3 separate regions of the Homo sapiens genome follow, and all the other regions are linked to region 2. Evidence: chromatin loops called from intact Hi-C (ENCODE). Cell type or tissue: MCF 10A. All regions are shown on one strand. Each heading gives the region's core, and the rest is flanking DNA. Links, peaks and the distances in the headings are about the cores only.

What was found. A loop is a pair of places that touch in the nucleus more often than their neighbours do. Peaks named below come from ENCODE experiments on the same cell type or tissue, not always from the same donor. Only the 100,000 strongest peaks of a DNase experiment are listed, where the experiment ranks them.
Region 1: a loop joins it to region 2, with 13 times the contacts of the local background. A loop is called at or near these places in 8 of 110 quality-filtered maps.
Region 3: it touches region 2 in a loop (2.1-fold over the local background); 36 of 110 quality-filtered maps call a loop at or near these places.

The regions. Positions count from the first base shown.
Region 1 is chr5:96,108,135-96,119,154 of GRCh38, reverse strand. The region is part of intron 1 of LOC101929710 (a long non-coding RNA gene); the gene reads right to left. It also overlaps a transcript of CAST not described here. Among named protein-coding and RNA genes, the nearest start is that of MIR583, 35 kb to the right of the region's middle. In MCF 10A, for the core only: no CTCF peak of the experiment used is centred there; a DNase peak (open chromatin) is centred at 5,424.
Region 2 is chr5:95,953,294-95,958,293 of GRCh38, reverse strand. The region is part of intron 1 of ELL2 (elongation factor for RNA polymerase II 2); the gene reads left to right. Among named protein-coding and RNA genes, the nearest start is that of ELL2, 6.1 kb to the left of the region's middle. In MCF 10A, for the core only: no CTCF peak of the experiment used is centred there; a DNase peak (open chromatin) is centred at 2,063.
Region 3 is chr5:95,898,868-95,903,867 of GRCh38, reverse strand. It overlaps ELL2 (elongation factor for RNA polymerase II 2), which reads left to right. Exons shown (of 12, transcript NM_012081.6): 6 at 2,788-2,912; 7 at 3,088-3,175. Among named protein-coding and RNA genes, the nearest start is that of LINC01554, 49 kb to the right of the region's middle. In MCF 10A, for the core only: no CTCF peak of the experiment used is centred there; a DNase peak (open chromatin) is centred at 2,007.

The DNA of each region.
Region 1 (11,020 bases), core at 2,894-7,893, 160 kb before region 2:
AATAATAACAACACAATCCTTTTTTCCCCTCATGGGAACCAGATTAAGTCTATGGCAAAGACATGTGATTCTCTGATAATTCCCATTATAGTCCAACTGCAAGCACAAAATGATGCATGCATTTAGAGCAATTTAAAAACGACATTTTCCAATGAAGATACGGAAGTACCCTGGCTTGCTGCTCTCTGTATAATGTCCAGTACCACAAAGGGAGTGTGGTGAAACTAGTTAGGGTGAGACTGCCCTGCTGATTGGAGTAGCCCATGAGAAACACATGAACTTAGCTAAAAGAGTCACTTAAGCAATGAAGTAACTGACGCTAAGAAAAAAAAAAAAAGTATGCTGAAACAGTACCTCAGGGGAAAAAGCCACAATTAGAAAGAAGGCTCTTGTTAATTTCCCCAGCCCCAACCTTCTTCCTCAGCCCACCTTCCTAGTTCTTTTAGATGGATTGGCTTCTTTAAGTCAACTGAGCACCATGAACACCAGTCCACGAACACAATGGACCAAAAAAAAAAAAAAAAGCAAATTTCCAAATGCAGTTGAGAAGAAATTTTTATGGAATGTGCTCAGAGAATTGGTTAGTCAGTAGACATTTATGTAAATATTTTTAAGGTATTTATAAGTGACCTAATCCAGACAACAAGGCTTCCTTTTGCATTTTTTGCTCAGCACAGTGGAAGCTTTATTCACAAACTCTACGTGAAAGAAACATATTTTTCCATCCCATGGCTAAGTATCTGTAGAATCATTTCCTTTCTACAATGCAAACTTGGCCCATGGCTTATCCACTTACTCAGGTGAATGGCAAACCACAATTGGGAGAGGGAACAATGGGGCACTGCCCTGAGAAAGTGCTTTTTGCCTACTCAAAGCATTCACAAACATTAACCAATTAACTGGTAGGTGAAGTTGGCCTTAAAAAAAAAAAGAGAGAGAAAACTACAGCTGAAGAGATTTCAAAGCTTTCTCTACAAAGGGATTCAGTGTCTAAGTCTGAATTGGAACTTGGACCTTCCAAACATTAGCAGTTCAGAGATTCAACTCATGTAAACATTTGAAAGGTCAGCTGTTCATCAAATACTTTTCCAACTACAGCAAACGTATCCTTATTAAGTTTCTTTTGCAAAAGTTCCAAGGTGCTGAACACTCATCCATTGCCACCAATAATTAACAATTCCAAACAACCTAAAGACAGAGAACTTTTTGTAGGCATTTTGAAATTTCAGACTATCTTAGAAACAGGGGATGTGGAAGTGGTAACGGGCAAAAGGCATGCTAGGAAAAAGAACATCAGGCTGAATTTTTTTCCCAAGATTGGTTCTTCCCTTTTTCAAACAGATTTGCAGAAATAAGAAAATAGTTTGTCCTTTTCAAATAAAGAGTTGGTGCTTCCTGGAAATGGGCAGAGAAGTAAAAACTAAGCAAAACAATATCGTTTGGTCTAATATTTAAGACTTAACAAAACTTGGAGGCATAAATGGGCACTACAGTCATTCCTTATTCTATCCAGTTAACTTTGCTTCAAACATATCTGCCCAGAGTTTAATGACTTTAAAAAATTACCTGAAGTTCATATCTACCATAAGTTATTTCCCACACGTTCTTTCTGCACATCTGACACGCGGAAAAAATCACAAGCCTAATTTAAACAATACCATTTATTGTCGAACTTGAGAACTGAACAGCTACCAGCTTTAAAAGGTTTCCCTGAGTCTCACACACACACACTATTTTATACTAGTTTCTACACGGACATGGTTAACGTGACAGGGTTATGTGATGAGCTATGTGGTACATCACCAAGAAGAGAGGACTCTTGTGAAAGCAGGGTTTAAATCTCTATGTCGGATTCAAAATTAATTTGAAATAAATGGTAGACCTAAATATAAGAAACTATTAAACTTCTAGAATAAAATCTCTGTGACATTGGGTTAGGCAAAAATTTCTTAAGCAAGACACAATTAGCACAATAAAGAAAAAAAAATAGGTAAAATGAAGTTAATCAAAATTTAACATTTTTGCTCTCTAAAGACACAAGTAAGGAAATGAAGCCATTGGAAAGCAGCAGCCAGGGCTGCTCACCTCCAAGGCGGAGATCCTTAACAAAGGCTTCAGGGTGACCAAGACATGAGCAAGCCAGGGTACAGCCACTACTGCCACCCCGCCAAGCATACAAAGTTCAAGTTGCCATGTGGAAAGTAGTCAAGAAGGAATGAGCCTTCTATGCATAATAAAACCCCATAATTTAAAAATAAAATAAAAATGCAAGCCACAAACTCTGAGAAAATATTTGCAAACCATATATTTGACAAAGAGCTTGAATCCAGAATACTTTTAAAAATACATACAACTCAGTAGAAAGAAGATACACTACCCAATTTTTTAAAAAAGTAAGCTAAAGATTTGCACAATGGCATGCAAATGAACAATATGCAAATGATGATATGCAAATAAACAATAAGCCTAAGAAAGATGCTCAATGTCATTACTCATCAAGAAAATGTACATTAAAACTACAACAAGAACGACCAGTAAACATCTACTAGAATAGCTAAAGTTAAAAAGACTGACAATATCATATGTTGCCAAGGATAAGAACAACCAGACTCTAATATATTGCTGGGGAGTACAACACAGTATAGCCACTCTGGGAAACAGTATGGCAGACCCAGCAAACCCACTTCTAGGTATTTACCCAAGAGAAATGAAAACATATTTCCACACAAAGAATTTTACATGAATACTCATAGCAGCATTATTGATAATTGCCAAATACTGGAAATAACCCAGATGTCCATCAACTGGTGAGTGGGTAAACAAATCAGAGTATATCTATGACATGAAATACTACTTATCAATAAGAAAGAAAAAACTACTGATCAAAACAATAATACAGATGGATCTCAAAAGCTTTATATTAAGCAAAACAATCCAGACTAAGAAGACTATCATATTGTATGATTCCATGTATATGACAATCTGGAAAAGGTAAAACTAGAGTGACAGAAAGCAAATCAATGGTTACCTGGAGCCAGAGGTCAGGAGAACGGATAAAATGCAAAGGGGCACAAAGGCTACTTTCTAGAATAATATAATTTATCTATATCTTGATTATGGTAAAAGTTATAATAGCTATCTACAATTACCAAAATTCATTAAACTGTATACTTCAAAGAGAAATTTATTTTATGTAAATCATACCTCAATAAAGCTAAAAAAAAAAAAAAAGAAAGAAATGACCATGTCAGGAAGTCTTCATTTCCTCCTGTTGTTCTACAAAATCTTGCTCTTTGAAATAGTCTGGGTACTTCACAATTTCGTAACAGATTCGAGGTGTCCTTTCAGAATGAACCCATTAAACATTGTACATCTGTGATATGTTTTGATATTGTTTTAGGTCAATAAGACACACCAGAAAACTGTAACAATGATTTGACTTTCTCCTTAGTCACCTTCAGAACACCATTTCTTAAAGCAGGAAGACCACATCTAAAGCTGGTATACTCACAGTGTAATGCAATTCAACAAGCCTTTATTGAGTGAGTGTCTGCTGCCTTGAACTCTGGAACCAGACTGCTATTAAATTGATTCTAATTACAGGTCTACCACTGAATAGTATCACCTTGGACAAGTTACTTATCTGTGCTTCAGCTTCCCCATCTATAAAATGGAGGTAACAGCCATGCCTACCTAATAGGGTTGTTCTGAGGAATCAATGAGTTAATTCATTAAAAGTGCTTAGAACAGGGCCTAGCCCATAAACAATCACCTTGCCTTTATCATTAGGTGTGTGGTGCTAACACTATACAGACAGATAAGACAGGGTTTGTTTTTATTGTTTGTTTTGATGAGCTCACAGTTCAGCAGAAAGAAAGAGAACGAATAACAACATATCACAAGGGACACAGAGAGAAATGTTTAAGTACTGTTGAGAGCACAGATGTGTGAGCAACTTCATAGTGGTAGTGGGGAGCTTGTCAAGGACTTACAAAGAGCAACTAAGTTTTGGAGGAAAAACGGGAGTTCTTCAGACAAGAAAGAATGCAAGCAATAGTTATGATCATGTACTAAATATCTGTTAAATGCTATACACTCTGCTATCTATATATTTTACATGGGCCATTTCTCTTGTAATTGTTGCGATAACCCCATGAGACAGATACTACAGAACCCATTTTACATATGAGCAAACTGAGTGTAACACATTGTGAGTCACTTGCTTGAGGTCACACCACTAGTACATACCTTAAACAAGAATCCAAACTGACTCAGAAACTTGAGCAGAGAAAACAGCATTGCAAAGCATGTGGCTAGTTTTGGGAAACTGGAGAGCTCAATGTGATTAGAACACAGATCAGTCTAGAAAGATGAGGTCTTAGGGGCCCTGCAACCAGTAACTATATCTTAGACAGGCAACTCCATTACGCTTCTCCCAGGCAGAAAGCCTCTTATGGCCTGCTGCTTCAGTGGGTATTATTTAGTAAGCATAGTCTTCCTTCATTAAATCATGAAATCAGCAGTAGAGGTTTCTTAACATGTGGTTCAATGATCATATGTGTCAGAAGCCCTGGAAAATTTGTTAGAAATACAGATTTTCAAGGTACCACACAAGTCTATAGAATCAGAACCTCTTTGACCCGTAAACACTCCTTTTTAGTAACCTTTTCACGAGTTTCCTATATTCACCAAAGTTTGAGAGCCTCAGTGGTGGCAGATTTACTCAGAACTCTTCCTCTCTGGGCTCCAAGAGCTGAGCTCTCAAACTTCAATGTACATACAAATCCCCTGGGAATCCTTTTAAGAATCAGATTCTGATTCAGTGGGTTGGAGGGATAAGAGGACTGAATTCTGCCAGGTGTTGTAGACATTGCTGGTCCACAGACCACTCTAGGGGTCACAGGGTTGTAGAATATCCCACCCAGATTTCTTCTCTGCTTCTACTATCTCTCCTGCTCTTGTTTGTCTCCAGAATACTTTTCCTTGCCCAGGTTTAGTGCACCTTAAAACAACCTTCTATTTACTTACTGCCTAAAAATGTTTTACCTTTGCTGAGAGAAGATGATCAAACTGTTTTTATTTTCATACACTTATTGTTGAAAAATGGTACTTTAAAAAACATGTTTCTTGGCTCTCTGAAATTCTAGAAGAGCCTAAGAGGTCAGGCTAGTAGTATAAAAAATAGAGGGACTGATGATGACAAAAGTGTGAAAAATGAACTTTCTTTTGTGATATAATGCACATAGTCATCTGGATCAATTAACATTTTCTTCAACACACTCTTTTAAATAACATAACGAAACTAACAGCCCTGCCATCTCTGGAGTCATCAAGGATTGACTAAGGAGGAGTCTTAGTCAGAATAAATCTCCTTATTTAGAACTTAAAAACCTGAGCTCTCTGGTCTCCTGTGCAGACATGCTCTGGAAGCCTCTCCTTACTGGCACTCCTGCAAGGAAAGAGCTGTGTACAACCAGCTGCCAAGGCTTCAGCTCCCTGGCACCAGGCAATGGCAAAAGCCACTCCAGCTGAAAGGCGTCTTTTGCCCTCTGGGTGAGAATGGCTGCTTTAGAAAATGGCCTTAAGTTCCTAATGGCACTAAGTTCCTAAAACTTTCTTTTTTCTCTGAGCTATCATATTTTCAAAGCATTAATCCTTGCAAAGGTGCAAGACTCCCACTTTATATTTTGCAGTGCATTTCCTAATGTGTGTCTACTAACCTGGACTCATTCCTGGCTTTGCAATTCAGTTACTTTATCTTGTGGTTCAAACACTTCTGTTTGTTGTTCCCACTTAATTCAGATAAATTAAATAGGCACTTTCAGGAAGGGGTTGGATTACCCACTCTCTATAAAATAGACAGGCCTGCATGCCAAGGATTACCTAGAGACAATTTATTTGATTTGGTGCATTTTAGGTGAAGGACATAATTTGGTCTCAAATTCCACATCTTTGCCCTGAAGTCTTAGTTCTAAGACTAAAAGAAACCACCAATCCAATTTCTAGCCTGCTGTTAAGAAGCATGCTGTCAATGTAGAGATAAATCAATACTTTGAAACAAAACTTAAGACTTTCTTTGGTACTTAATAAGCCCTTCTAGATGGGATCAACCATCTATGGGAGAAACCAAGGAGGATTCTAAACAAATTTGGGAAATACAGATGGTCCCTGACATAATTTTTTAACTTGACTATGGTGCACAAGTGATGTGCATTCAATAGAAAGAGATATGATATTATCTCTCTCCATCTCCCGCCATGCTGGACAGCAGCAATGAACCACAGTTCCCAGTCAGCCGCATGATCATGAGGGTAAACAACCTACACTCTACATTGTACTATGTTGTCACATGATTTTGTCCAGTTGTTGGCTAACATAAATGTTCTGAGCACATTTCAGCTCATCATAGCTAGGCTAAGCTATGCTATTTGGTAGCTGAGGTGTATTAAATGCATTTTCCATTTATACAATATTTTCAACTTAACAATGGGTTTATCAGGATGTAACCCATTTGTAAGTGAAGGAACATCTCTAAATATAGTTCAATTTTCTCTCGTTTCTGCTTCCCTCTTCATGACTTACCCCAGTTATTCATTTAATATTTTTTCTTTAATAGCAACTATGTATTATACACAGTTAGGATATATATATGTAACTTTAAATAAGTCAAATACAGTCCCTGCTCTCACAAAATTTATCCTCCTAGTGGAGGATATGGGAGTAAGCAATCACAATATAATAGGTTCCATTTTTTATTTACAGTAATTGCCAACCAATCTTTGCCATGATTTGATGTTTACTTTCACTCAGTAGGTTCCAGTTTACAAGGCTGGTTATTACTTCCCAGGCAGGATCACTATGCCTGCAATTTGTATAGCTGCTAGGGGACAAAATGGAGTCCTGAATTAGGTAATATATTCCCACTGGCTTTCCCCAGACACACCTCTCAGAATATTAATAATTGAGAATATATTAACATATTATTATTGATTGAATATTAATAATTGAGAATTGGTAATTTAGAATATAATTATTAATAACTGAGAATATATTAATAATTGAGTCCATTTTTCTTATTGTATAAAAGAAGCTTTTATTAAACTAATAATATAAATAGAAAACTACTCATTAACATTTCTAATTATAAAAAACTATATAAAATATATATAGTTTTAAAACTACATAAAATAAAGTTTAAAAAAATGCACAGCTGGGTACAGTGGCTCATGCTTGTAACCCCAGCATTTTGGGAGGCCAAAGTGGAAGGACTGCTTGAGGTCAGGAGTTTGAGACCAACCTGGGAAACATAGCAAGACAAATTTATTTACTTACAAAAATAAATAAATAAAGCAAATCCATACAAATAAATTGGTGCCCTCCAACATATAACCTTGACTCCCATCAGTACTTGCTGAATGTAGCTTTGCTTCTTAGGTACTGTGATGTTGTGATATAATAATAAATAAATATTTGGTCTTTGTCCCCAGTTCCTGGCACAAAGCTTCTAAAACACTAGCAACTTCCTGAGTAATAGAAGTGAAAGCAGCATCTTTCATTGTTCATAATAAGCCACTTCCAACCACACCTGAGTTTATGCTAATGAGGTGAGTCTTGAAGGATGGAGGCTGGTTACCAGAGGAACCAACTGTGTGTTTAGAGGATTGAAACCTTCAGCCCCATCTGGGGAGGGAAGAGGAGCTGGAGATTGAGCTAATCACCAAAGGCCAATGATTTAATCAATCATGCCTACATAATAGAGCCTTCATAAAACCCCTAAGCAAAGGTATTGGGAAAGTGTCCAGGTTGGTGAATGTGTCCACTTGCCAGGAAGGTGATGCATCCAAAATTCCACGGATACAGAAGTTCCTGTACCTAGGACCATTGGCTGGACTTTGTCCTATGAACCTATTCATCTGACTGTCATACTGTTCATTTGTATCCTTTAGAATATCCTTTATAATAAACCAGTAATACGAAGTGTTCCTCTGAGTTCTGTGAGTGGTTATAGCAAATTATCAGACTTGAGGAGGGGTCCACGTAGCCAGGTCAGAAGTATAGGTAACCTGGGGACTCACTACTTGTGATTGGCATCAGAAGTGGGGAGCAGTCTTGTGGGACTGAACCCTTAACCTGTAGGGTCTGCACTCACCTTGGGTGTCAGAATTAAATTGAATTGTTGATCCCCAGTTGGTCTCTGAAGAGAACTCGAGAATTTCTTGGTCTAGAAAATCCATATACTTGGTGTCAGAAATGTTGTGAGCAGAGAAACTGTTTCCCATTAGGCCCAAACAAAATTTCTCCCTGACTTGATTTTTTAGAATTGAAAACATTTAGCTATACTCATCTGATTGTGCTCTGGAGCTGCTAAGTGAAAGCTGACCTCTTTGACCTGCTTACTGAGATTAGACATCTCCAAGTTTGTAACCATCTCCTTCCCTAATCACCTAGGCAGGCCTCATTTTCCCCATTCTGTAATTGTATGGTTAATTTTACTAACCTTCCCACCTGGAGAATGCTCCTTCCTCACAGTTGCCCTCTCTTTCCTGATTCCTTGTACCTCAGCCAGAGTAAAAAGAACAGGAGACTGAAGTTATATAAATGTGAGGAAATCATCCAGTGATAATCTCTTCAAAGCAGTAAAAACTATGACCCTTGACAACCCCTCCAGCTAATTCACTCTGAGCCTTTTTCTGAATGGCCCATTTGTTTGAGAGGTAATTTATATATAATGGTAAGATTACTGTAACCATGATTTGTATATTCAGATCTTACTTTATCAGAGGATTATCTTTATTGATTGATTTTGAAACTATATTTCTTCTCAGAAGAAATTGAGATAACTTGAACAAAAAGCCACACATACAATTAAACTGTAAGATCAAGAAAAGCACACGGGTAAATAAAACAAGAGAAAAAACCTGATGATAAAACTTCCCAGAACCAGCCACCCCCACTGTAATTTGTGGAAATCTATCCTGATAAACCATCTGCAATCTTGAACAGTATTTATTTGGTGTTGTATGTCACCCCATTCTCTAATGTATGGAGAGTTTTTGGGAACTGGAGATGTATCTTAGTCAACTTTTTTATTCTAGGGGCCTTGGCAAAGTGCTAGACACAGACTGGATTTTCAATAACAGTTTCTTGCATTCACTCCGAATTTCTAAATTTCCACTCGATTTCTTCTAAAAGCGGTGCTTTATTTTTTTTCTTTTTTTTTTATCATTTTTACATGTACTTTAAATATACTAAAATAGAACCATTTTGAAACACAGTTTTATGTGGTTTCTTTCCTATGATATTAAGACGTTAGTTTATAAAGAATTAAGATGTGGTATCTTCCCCAAATAATTTGTATTTTTAAAGCCCAGGGAAAACTACTCTACCGCTTCTGCATCCTCTTTCAATTTGCTGCCCCCTCATCAAATAAATCCTCCACCCACCAGACAACTTTGCCACACAGGTGTGCAGAAGATACAATCTTCAAGCCAGAACACTTCCTTCCCACCTCTCTTGACTCTTCACAGATGGGAACATCACCCCCACTCCTGCTCAGAAATATTAGCAAGTGAAGATCCAACATTTTGAATCCAAAAGATTGCCAAACACTCTTAGAGGACAACTGATCACTGCCAAAAAGCATTTGTAAATTCCACAACAAACAATTTATCTTCGAGTCTCAAAGCCTCATCAACATTTTCTAGTAAGATTCCAGATTACAAAGAAAAAATTGTAATGGCTTTCATTACACAATTTGGTTTTGGAAAATGTAAAATTTATATCAAGGTAAAACTGATTACATTTATTCTTTATTATAATTATTTCCTAATGCAAATATCACTAATAACATCTGTGTTTTTGCCAAGCATGTTTAAAAATGTTATAATTCTGATAGAAAGCATGTTGGGAGGAGCCAAGATGGCCAAATAGGAACAGCTCTGGTCTACAGCTCCCAGTGTGAGCGACACAGAAGACGGGTGATTTCTGCATTTCCATCTGAGGTACCGGGTTCATCTCAATAGGGAGTGCCAGACAGTGGGCGCAGGTCAGTGGGTGCACGCACCGTGCGCAAGCCGAAGCAGGGCGAGGCATTGCCTCACTCAGAAAGCGCAAGGGGTCAGGGAGTTCCCTTTCCTAGTCAAAGAAAGGGGTGACAGACGGCACCTGGAAAATCGGGTCACTCCCACCCAAATACTGCGCTTTTCCGATGGGCTTAAAAAACGGTGCACCAGGAGATTATATCCCGCACATGGCTTGGAGGGTCCTATGCCCACGGAGTCTCGCTGATTGCTAGCACAGGAGTCTGAGATCCAACTGCAAGGTGGCAGCAAGGCTGGGGGAGGGGCGCCTGCCATTGCCCAGGCTTGCTTAGGTAAACAAAGCAGCCGGCAAGCTCCAACTGGGTGGAGCCCACCACAGCTCAAGGAGGCCTGCCTGCCTCTGTAGGCTCCACCTCTGGGGGCAGGGCACAGACAAACAAAAAGACAGCAGTAACCTCTGCAGACTTAAATGTCCCTGTCTGACAGCTTTGAAGAGAGCAGTGGTTCTCCCAGAATGCAGCTGGAGATCTGAGAACAGGCACACTGCCTCCTCAAGTGGGTCCCTGACCCCTGATCCCCGAGCAGCCTAACTGGGAGGCACCCCCCAGCAGGGGCAGACTGACACCTCACACGGCCGGGTACTCCAACAGACTTGCAGCTGAGGGTCCTGTCTGTTAGAAGGAAAACTAACAAACAGAAAGGACATCCACACCAAAAACCCATCTGTACATCACCATCATTAAAGACCAAAAGTAGATAAAACCACAAAGATGGGGAAAAAACAGAGCAGAAAAACTGGAAACTCTAAAAAGCAGAGGGCCTCTCCTCCTCCAAAGGAACGCAGTTCCTCACCAGCAATGGAAAAAAGCTGGACAGAGAATGACTTTGACGAGCTGAGAGAAGAAGGCTTCAGATGATCAAATTACTCCAAGCTACGGGAGGACATTCAAACCAAAGGCAAAGAAGTTGAAAACTTTGAA
Region 2 (5,000 bases), core at 1-5,000:
TTATTAGAAATAGGGCTCATGACTTTAAATTGAAGCTGCTGTTTGGGAACATGTTCACATGGATTGGCTAATTGGGAAGAGGTTTCTAGTGGTCAAACCTGTTCTCTCTGGGGGGAAAATGGTTTTAATTTCTCATATAAAACTGTCCGCCACCATTCCTGTACTCATATAGGAGGGTACTTGATGGCAGGTAGCCTCTAAGCAGCTCTGGCCTATGTAAAGTGATGACTATTACTCCTTCTCTTCTAATGACTAAGAGCCAGAAATTTCAACAGGTTAATTTGCTAAATTAAGCATCAGAGAATTCTTTTTTTGTCCAAATTATTTTGTCTATTGGAGTTACCCTTCTAAATTAACCCACTTTGACGTAAGGCTTCAGAGAAGTGAATTTAAAAATTTTAGGAAGCTATGATTTAGGCAGAACAGAGAACTTCTTTAGATGTAATTGAGCAAATTTACAGCGTTCTAAGGGTTTGTGGAAACAGAATATTTGATGAAAATTTTGAAATCTTGTTTTTTTTCAAATTACAATTCCTCACTGTTTCAAAAGACACATAATCCTACTTGACCTTCATTATTCAGGTTCCCTATTTTTAGAGAAGTGATCTTGGGAGCCTTTCTAAACAGGCAGAGGGGCATTGTGAGTCCAGCAATGAGAGTTATAGTTGGAGTAAATATCTTGTAAAAGTTGTTTTGCTACTCACTTTGAATACAGAAATGGTTTCAAGTTGATTGTGTATCATGTTAACTGGAAAGTTATTTTCATGATTGGCAGAAAAATTTAGACATGATAATACAGATATCTACAATATTAACCTTTTAAAATGTAGATTATTTTGAATGAGGAGAAAAGTTGCTAAATAAATAAAATCACAAATTACAACTTTATAGTCATTTTAAATTGTTATCTGTGATTGTGTGGTCTACATAAGCTCTACATATTTTAAATGAGCATATATTACTGTAATTACATATTTCCCCCAAATGGAAAACTATATTTAAAATTAAAATCCAACATTTAAAAATACATTTTAGCTAGGTTCCTCAGTAATGCTGCTGGCTTTATTTTGATGTTTGAGTAACTTACTTTTATAACAAAAACTATATCAAAGCATTATTTTCAGATTTTGTTGCTGAGCCTGTCAGTTTAGTTTTTAAAAAATGTTTACTCAAAGTTTCAAAGGTGGTGGCTCAAATAATACTACCATGTTTGCTGACTATTACATAAACAGTCTTGCATAGTTGTGTTTGGGGGCAGGGGCTACTCCTGCTCTATCCCTGAAGATCAGAAAGCAGATGCCTTTAAGTGGGATTCTGCTAACACTTTCTCTTGTCAACTCCATTGGATTGAAATACATTTTTCTGCCTTTGTTAGTGTCTTCTAGGAAAGTGATAATGTTTTTAAAATTTGTACATATATATTGCCATTTAATTTTTCATAATTTTAGATGCTATTTACAAAGCATAAGTTCTTATTTAAGCCTCCAAAATTATTGTCCTTCATAGTAGCTCCCTTCAATGTGTTACTTGACCTTTTGTTAAATCACTGAGTCCATAGGTCAGAGGGTAAGTGACTTCCTTGCCTTATCCTTTTTTTCTACCAGGTGAACTTTTTAGCATTTGATTCATTATAGTTTAAGACACAGAAAAGACTCATACTCTGCTTTTTTCTCTTTCTTTTTTTGCCTGCCCATATTTTGTATGTGTTTTCAATAATCTGCCTTATAAATGCAGAAGACTGTTCTTAAGCCACCACTTGAGCATCCAGACCTGCCAGCACAGCACTGCCACCACTGTTGGACATGTTTATTAAGTAAAACAGTGAGGTTTGCTTTAGCAGATTCTATTTGCTCCACTTTTAAAATGTAGCCAAGTTTAATTTAAATAAATTAATCCTACTGACTTTTAACTTAGACCCATTTTCAGTCTGTGCTTGATTTTAAAATGCTTTTTATCAAGTAAAGTCAAGTTTGTGCCCCATCCTTCAGTGTTTGGAAAGTTTATTCAGATGCCCAGTTGCTCAATGCAACGGAGGGTGTTCCTCCCTGAGAAAAGTAGTAGCCAGATTGCCTAAAAAGATAGACAGGGAAGCTTGGCACCAGAATTGGGAAGAGAAAGAAAGAACATATGTGAAGGATTGGAACATGTTCAAGAAAAGAATTTAAAAGGAAAGGGGCGTAGAATTCTTGGAATGACTTACAGAAAAGCTTACCAAGGACAATCACCAGATTCAGCCTTTCCATTTGCTCCATTTGCACTTGTGAAAAATTACAGAAGCTGTGTTCATAAGGCTTATTAGGTAATTGGTGATAAAGCCAGCAGAGAGAGGAAAATGAGAATTTCAGCTGAACTAAGGCTAGGTCACTTTTAACAATTTGTGATGACCCTTTTCTCTGCAACAGAGAAGCTTAGGAGCCCGGCACTAGATCCAGCCCACCATTTGCTAGATTGGGCCAAATGTATTTTAGATTGTTTGAGAAAATGTCCCTAAAATGTGATATTATGGACATTCCTACACTGAAGATGAACTAAGTCTTACAATAAAGAAAACAACATGTATATAACCCAACATCTGACTGTCCTGCATACCTCAGCTCCATACAGAATTTCCTATAACTTATGCACAAATTTACCGCAGTTCTGGAGTAGAATATAATAAATTAATGTCCATGTCTTTAGAGCAAATTAAAGCTGGAAAACACAGCATAACTCGGGTCAGGTTACCAGCGAGGATTGCTATCTCTGTCTTTTTTTATCTCCTTCCTTCTTTCCTTCCTTCCTATTTTTTTCTGTGGCAGTACTATGGCTCTTGAGAGCCAATGTTAAATCTTCAGGAAGAACTGGTTTAAGAGTTGCCACTAATACTTTGCCAGCAAAGACCAAAACTGGCATTTGCATGGTTTAATTCAGGATATAAGAAAAGGGAATTTTATTAATTAAGCTATAAGCTCCTTGAAGATTCATGAATAAAATTATCACCTTGAATTGACCTCTACAGAAAGGGCATTTGGCTGCTGGTTTCATAGTAACTAGATTGTTAAACAAATGGCATGAGTTTCTTTCCTTCACAGGGATCCTATATGTTATTGGTCTAAAATCCTTGGGTCTTAAAGGATTTTAGCAAGATTTTAGCAGACAGAAACTGGATGGGGACCACATCTCCAGCAGAAACAATGGCATAGGTAAGCAAAGAAGAGTGGTAGCTAGGGCAAGCTCCAAGAATTGCCATAAAGACCCTGTTCTGCTTAACATGAAGGGCAAGAGAAAAATGTAGTTGAGTTTAAGAGAGAAAAAGTAGGTCAGAGCAGATTCATTACCTTACTAAGAAGTTTGGATTTTATTCTGTAAACAGAGTAGAAATATAAGGTAATTTGATCTACGTTTTAGGATTATTCTGGCCCTGGTGTGCAGGATGACTATAATGTGAATCTGGAAGGAGATAGACAAGTTAGGAAGAAGTTTGTGGTCCAGGCCAGAGATAACTGGAGTCCACCCTAGGGTGTTGGTGGGAGAGGTAGGAGATGAATAGAGTCTATAGAATTTAACAAGATATTGGCCGGGCGCAGTGGCTCATGCCTGTAATCCCAGCACTTTGGGAGGCCTAGGCGGGCGCATCACGAGGTCAGGAAATCGAGACCATCCTGGCTAACACGGTGAAACCCTGTCTCTACTAAAATACAAAAAAAAAAAAAAAAAAGAAAAAAAAAAAAGAAAAGAAAATTAGCCAGGCGTGGTGGCAGGCGCCTGTAGTCCCAGCTACTCAGGAGGCTGAGGCAGGAGAATGGTGTGAACCCGGGAGGCAGAGCTTGCAGTGAGCCAACATCGCACCACTGCACTCCAGCCTGGGCGACAGAGCAAGACTCTGTCTTAAAAAAAAAAAAAAAAAAAAAGAATAATTTAACAAGATATTTTAAAGAAGCAGGATTGAATTGAGATTTCTAGCCATTGGCACTAGGAGGAGTACCCCTAATAGAAAAAGGGAAATTGGAAGCAGTTGGGAGAGTGGAGTTGGGGGTAGGAGAGATAAAGATGTGAGTGATATTTTGGTGAACATTCACTCAGTCTTTTAGTTGATAATGAAAAGACTTGGGTTTGATTAGATGTTTTATATTTGTGAAGTATATTCAGGAGTTTGAGGCAGACAGATATATAAAACAGTGCTGTATTACTTAACATGTCTTATATAAACTGTTTTATTTGGATGGAAATTTTGGAGATTGTTGACGTTTTGAGGAAAGTTGAAATTCTTTGGGAAAAAAATTTGGTTTTGAGCAGGGCATTTTAAATTTTGTTTGTATTTTTATAGACTTTCTTTATTGAATAACGTCTATAAATTGTACTTAAGGCCATCATAAAGCACTGATAATATGAAATCTAATTTTATTTTAACATGGAAATCAGACCTTCTGTGGTTTCTGTCCTATTGATTAATGAAACGTAAGTAACTCTATATAACGTTCCTGGATTTACATTTCAAGTTTTATTTTGAAATAGTGTAATTCCTAAAGTCCTTGAAGGAGTGCTTTCAATTACCTCACATTACCTCTATTTCTGTTTTGGTGTTTTGATTCCTTTATTTCTTTTTTATTGGCAGTTCCTTATGAAAAACAAAAGAATCATGAGTGCATAAAACTTTTGCTATACATACACATTGTAATGGACTATTATGAGCGCTTGTTTCTTGATCCAGGGAGATAACCTAGTCTGGAAGACTTTTTCACTCAACTGTGAGCTTATTCAAGGGTGTAGCCAGGCTTGAACTTTCTTATAAGATTCACAGAGATACTTTAAGACTTAAATATGCTTAGCTAGAAACAAGTATTAGCATATTTTAAGATAACATTTAATATCATTGCTTTTGGCTCCATTATTAGAAACCATGATACCTCAAGAGCCAGAAAAAGTGTCCATGTAATAAAAAGTCAGCTGAGTATCTTAAGATGTTTTTTCTTTAATAAAAAGTTAAGAGGTAGAGTTAAACTACCAAATATTCGTTTGTT
Region 3 (5,000 bases), core at 1-5,000, 54 kb after region 2:
TGGAAAAGAAGTAGGATTAAGGGGGAGAAGAGGATCAGGAATTCTGTCTTATATAGACTCCATTTGGAAGATGTCTATTAGACATATCCAAGTGGAGATAGATGTCAGTAGATAGTTATATGTAAGGGTGTGGTTGTCAGAGGATAGTTGGGGCTAGAGTTATAAATTTAGGAATTAGCAGCATATATATTGGGTATTGAAAGTCTTCAAACTTAATGAAATCATCTTAGGAGGAAATGAACAGAATGAGGAAAACAGAGCAGAAAACAGGCACTAAGTACTTTAGCATTTCAACATATAGAGGATTGAGAAACAGAGACTTAAAAAACAAAGGTCCTAGGCCAGGCGCCGTGGCTCACCCCTGTAATCCCAGCGCTTTAGGAGGCCGAGGTGGGGGGATCACGAGGTCAGGAATTCGAGACTAGCCTGGCCAACATGGTGAAACACATGGTGAAACTCTGTCTCTACTAAAAATACAAAAATTAGCTGGGCATGGTGACAGGCGCCTATAATCCCAGCTACTCAGGAGGCTGAGGCAGGAGAATTGCCTGTATCTGGGAGGCAGAGGTTGCAGTGAGCTGAGATCATGCCACTGCACTCCAGCCTGGGCGACAGAGCAAGACTCTGTCTCGGAAAAAAAAAAAAAAAAAAAAAAAAAAGGTCCTAAGAGAGGCGGAAACCAGGAGAATGTCCTATTACAAAAACCTAGAAAATGGATTGCTGTGGGGGTGGGGGTGTCAATGTGTGTAGTGCTGGGGGTAAAAGAAAATGGAAGCATTGCCAGTGGGGCGTAGTGGCTCACACCTATAATCCCAGCACTTTAGGAGGCCAAGGGAAGATTGCTTGAGCCCGGGAGTTTGAGACCAGTCTACACAATATGGTGAAACCCCATCTCTACAAAAAATACAAAATACAAAAACTAGCCGGGCATAGTGGTGTCCACCTGTAGTCCCAGCTACTCAGGAGGCTGAGGTGGGAGTACCACCTGAGCCCAAGAAGTCAAGGCTGCAGTGAGCCATGTTCCTGCCACTGGACTCCAGCCTGGGTGACAGAGTGAGACCTTGTCTCAAAAAATGAAAAAGAGTAAGAAGAAAGAAAAAAGAAAATTGATGGATTGTGTTTATTCCACCTCAAGAAATCTGGGTGTATACTATATTAACTTATTTGCAAATTTGAATTTTGCAAATTTGAATTTTAAGATAAACCTATTTTCTCCTTAATAGAAACATTACTGTTAGAATAGTGTTCAGCTAAGTTGTGAGAAGCATAAACTATCATATTTGTTAGTACTTTTAAAAGACACAGAAAGAATGATCTATTCCAGTAGGAAGTCATAAGCAAGAGTAATTTTCTCCTAGCCTTAAAAATTAATTACTTTTGGTTTGGCACGTGAACCTGTATGTTTGTGTAGTTAGTTAATGGCTAAGCCGCGAAACTCTAGGAATTGCAGTTAAGGGATAAGAAAAGATTACACTTCGGAATAAACTGGCTGACTAATAACAGTAATTTGGGGGTTCTCTAGGCATATGTTTTCATTTATTGGTTTGGGGAATTTCAAGGACTTTGAGTAAGTGGTTCTTCAGGAGAACTGGCAGATATAAGGAGCAAGCGTGGTTATCCAAAGAAAGACAGACAAGGTTATCAGAATTGATACTATTTATGAAGACAGTGTTTGGTTGATGACTGAAAGGAAAGTTTGTAACCCAACATTTGGGCACTGTTTGGTTTCTACTTAATACAAGTGATCAAGGATTTTTATTGTGACTCAAAAGTAATGGACTCAATTGCCCAGAAGTAAATAAGGATGTTGGTAATACAGTAGTCCTTATCCGTGGTTTCACTTTCTGGGGTTTCAGTTACCTATGGTCAACCATGATCCAAAAATATTAAAAGGAAAATTTCAGAAGTAAACATTTTGTTAGTTTTAAGTAGCACGCTGTTCTGAGAAACGTGATGAGACCTCACATTGTCCTGCTCTGTCCCGCCCAGGATGTGAATCATCCCTTTGTTTAGCTTTACATTGTAGATGCTACCCACTCATTAGTCACTTGGTAGCCATCTTGGGCCATTATTAAGTGCAGTAAGGGTTACCTGGACACATGCACTGAGATACCACAGCAGTGGATTGGATAACCCTCTGTATGTCCCCCATTAGTCACTAGCCATCTCCGTTTTCAAATCGACTGTTGTAATATCATAGTACTTGTGTTCAAGTAATCCTTATTTTACTTAGTAATGGCCCCAAAGCGCAAGAGTAGTGTTGCCAGCATGTTGGCATAATTGCTCTATTTTATTAGTAGTTATTGTTAATCTCTTACCATGCCTAATTTATAAATTAAACTATCAGGTATGTATGTATAAGAAAAAAACAGTATATATAGGGTTCGTTACCATCGGAGTTTTTAGGCATCGACTGGGGGTGTTTGAGTGTATCCTTTGAAGATAAGGAGGGGACTACTGTACAACTGTTTTGGATTCCTTTGACTAAAATAATTGATTTTTTTAAAATCTTCACTTTTTTCCTAATATGGGCTTATTATCTGATTAGAAATATTAAAAATGCAATGGCCATTCTGGGAAAAAAACATTTAGCTGTGTATATAAAGCTTTAATTCCCAAAATGAAGTTAATGGCATTTATTGAGATCTGGCATATAATACAAAACTAGCAGTCCCTTTGGGGCCAATTGATGTAATTATTTTCAGTGTAAATCCTAAAGGTTGCCTGTTTTAGGTTAGGAGATGATAGTAAAAATACCTAATGCTCTGTTTTTATACCTCATACTAGGTAGCCAATCTGAATTCTAAGGACCTCTCATATACCTTAAAGGATTATGTTTTTAAAGAGCTTCAAAGAGACTGGCCTGGATACAGTGAAATAGACAGACGGTCATTGGAGTCAGTGCTCTCTAGGTGAATTCTTTTTTTCTTGCTTTTAAAAAAATGTTTCTTTAAAAATTATGGAAATAAGTCATTATTTTAGTCATTGTTATTTTAGTGTTAAGGTGGGAAGGGAAGCAAGGCAAGCTTTCTATCATGAACATTTTTAAATCATCTCCTTAACACATAACATGTGTGTCCTTTACAGAAAACTAAATCCGTCTCAGAATGCTGCAGGCACCAGCCGTTCAGAATCTCCTGTATGTTCTAGTAGAGACGCTGTATCTTCTCCTCAGGTATGTCATAAACATAGAATTATAGACCTGACATAGATATTAGGGGCCTCTAATCAGGTCCTCTGATGTATAAGTGAAGGAAATGAGACCCGGAGAAGCTGGACAGCTTGCCTGCCCAAAGCCATCTGGTTATGGCTGAGCTTAGCCTAGAATTTAGGTCTTGGCTTCCAGCCCAGAACTTTCTCCACTACACAGCACTGCTTGTCAGAGTACTTAATGTCTACCTTGCTTTCCATTTTTAAAGTTTACATTTTGTTGTAAGATTATCTACTTTCCAATTTGGTCACTAACTAGAAGACTTACCCAGTCCCAAACAATTATCAGATTATATGGAAAATTGAAGATACTTAATTTTGTCTGTCAACATGTTCCAGAAGAATATTTTTTGGGGAAAATGGATTTACAATCAACAAATAAACAAAAATGATGGCATGTTTCCATGTTTTCTTTTTAATTGGATCCTTATCAGAGTACTCCCAATCAGATTCTTCTCCAGTTTAGAGTTTTCCCCCAAGAGATTCAGCTCATCCAAGAAAAAGGTGAGAAGGTCCTAGGCAGTACTAGAGTGAAGCCTGCCTGATTCTCAGCTGATTGGCCAAACTCAGAACTCTCTCGGTGTTCTGGGTGCTTTTGACAGACAGTGGGACGCACCTCCCCACCCCAGTACTGCTGACACAGTGTCTTCCCTCTCTCTCTCTGGACCTTACTCCCAAGAATTAGTGAGAAGCCCACAGATGTGTGGAGAACACTAAGCATACCCTGGGCAAACAGCCATTCGCACATCAGAAAATATTAGAAACTTATTGTGAGGAACAGAGGGGGAACAAAAAAGAAAAAGGAAAAAAAGCAGGTCTGTCCTTGCATATATACAATGTCTGTGGAAGTCTCACTTTTAATGCCAACTATTATGAAACTACTTCTACTCTGATCAAATTATATACTAGGTGCCAAATAAATGGTGTTAAATTGAAAACAAAATAATGAGTTGATTAACCATTATTTTCTTTCAAGCCAGAATACAAGCTACAGCATTACATTTAAGCATAAATGTGAATTTATATTTTATAGTTTTCAACTATCTAAATTTCCTTTTTAACTTAAATACTATTATTGTTGTTGACAGATTAGGCTACTATTACCATGATTTTTTTTAAAGTACTTCCACCTAATTTTAATGGACCAATTATTAAGACTTATCTTCCAATCTGGTAAAGAGATATGTAACGGTAAAAAAAAAAATTAAATAGCATTTCAACAGTGATAGAGATAATTAGAGAAACTATTCTGAAAGTGCTGGCTGTTCCCACTCTAAGACAGGTGGAATGATAAATGACAGCCAAAATACTCTTAACTGGAGCATTTTAGCCCATTAAAGATTAAAATAAGTGCAGGCTATTGCCCTTTACCTAGCTGTGTTAGTTCTCACAGAGTCAAACGGCACAAATTGCTTTCTCTTCTCATTTAATATAACTAGGTCAACCACAGCCAGCAATGGAGGGTGACTGCCTCTGTTTAATACTCTCCTGAGTGGTATAATCCACATAAATCAGCATAGTCTCTCTTGGAACTTAGGGTAAAGCTGTATGATTAGAAAGAATTCAGTAAGCACTTCAAGAAACATTTGCCAGATTCTGCTTTTTGACATTAAACATGAAAATGTATTTCACATTTGGTTTTGTGTTGTTGTTGTTCTGGTTTAGTTTTTGTTTGGGTTTTTTGTTTGTTTGTTTTTTGCTTAAGCATGAAGAAAGCGTGTAATATTACAACCCTGGTAATATTAATAGTAAGTAAGGTTACTTAGTTGTTTAACCAGCCATGCATGTAT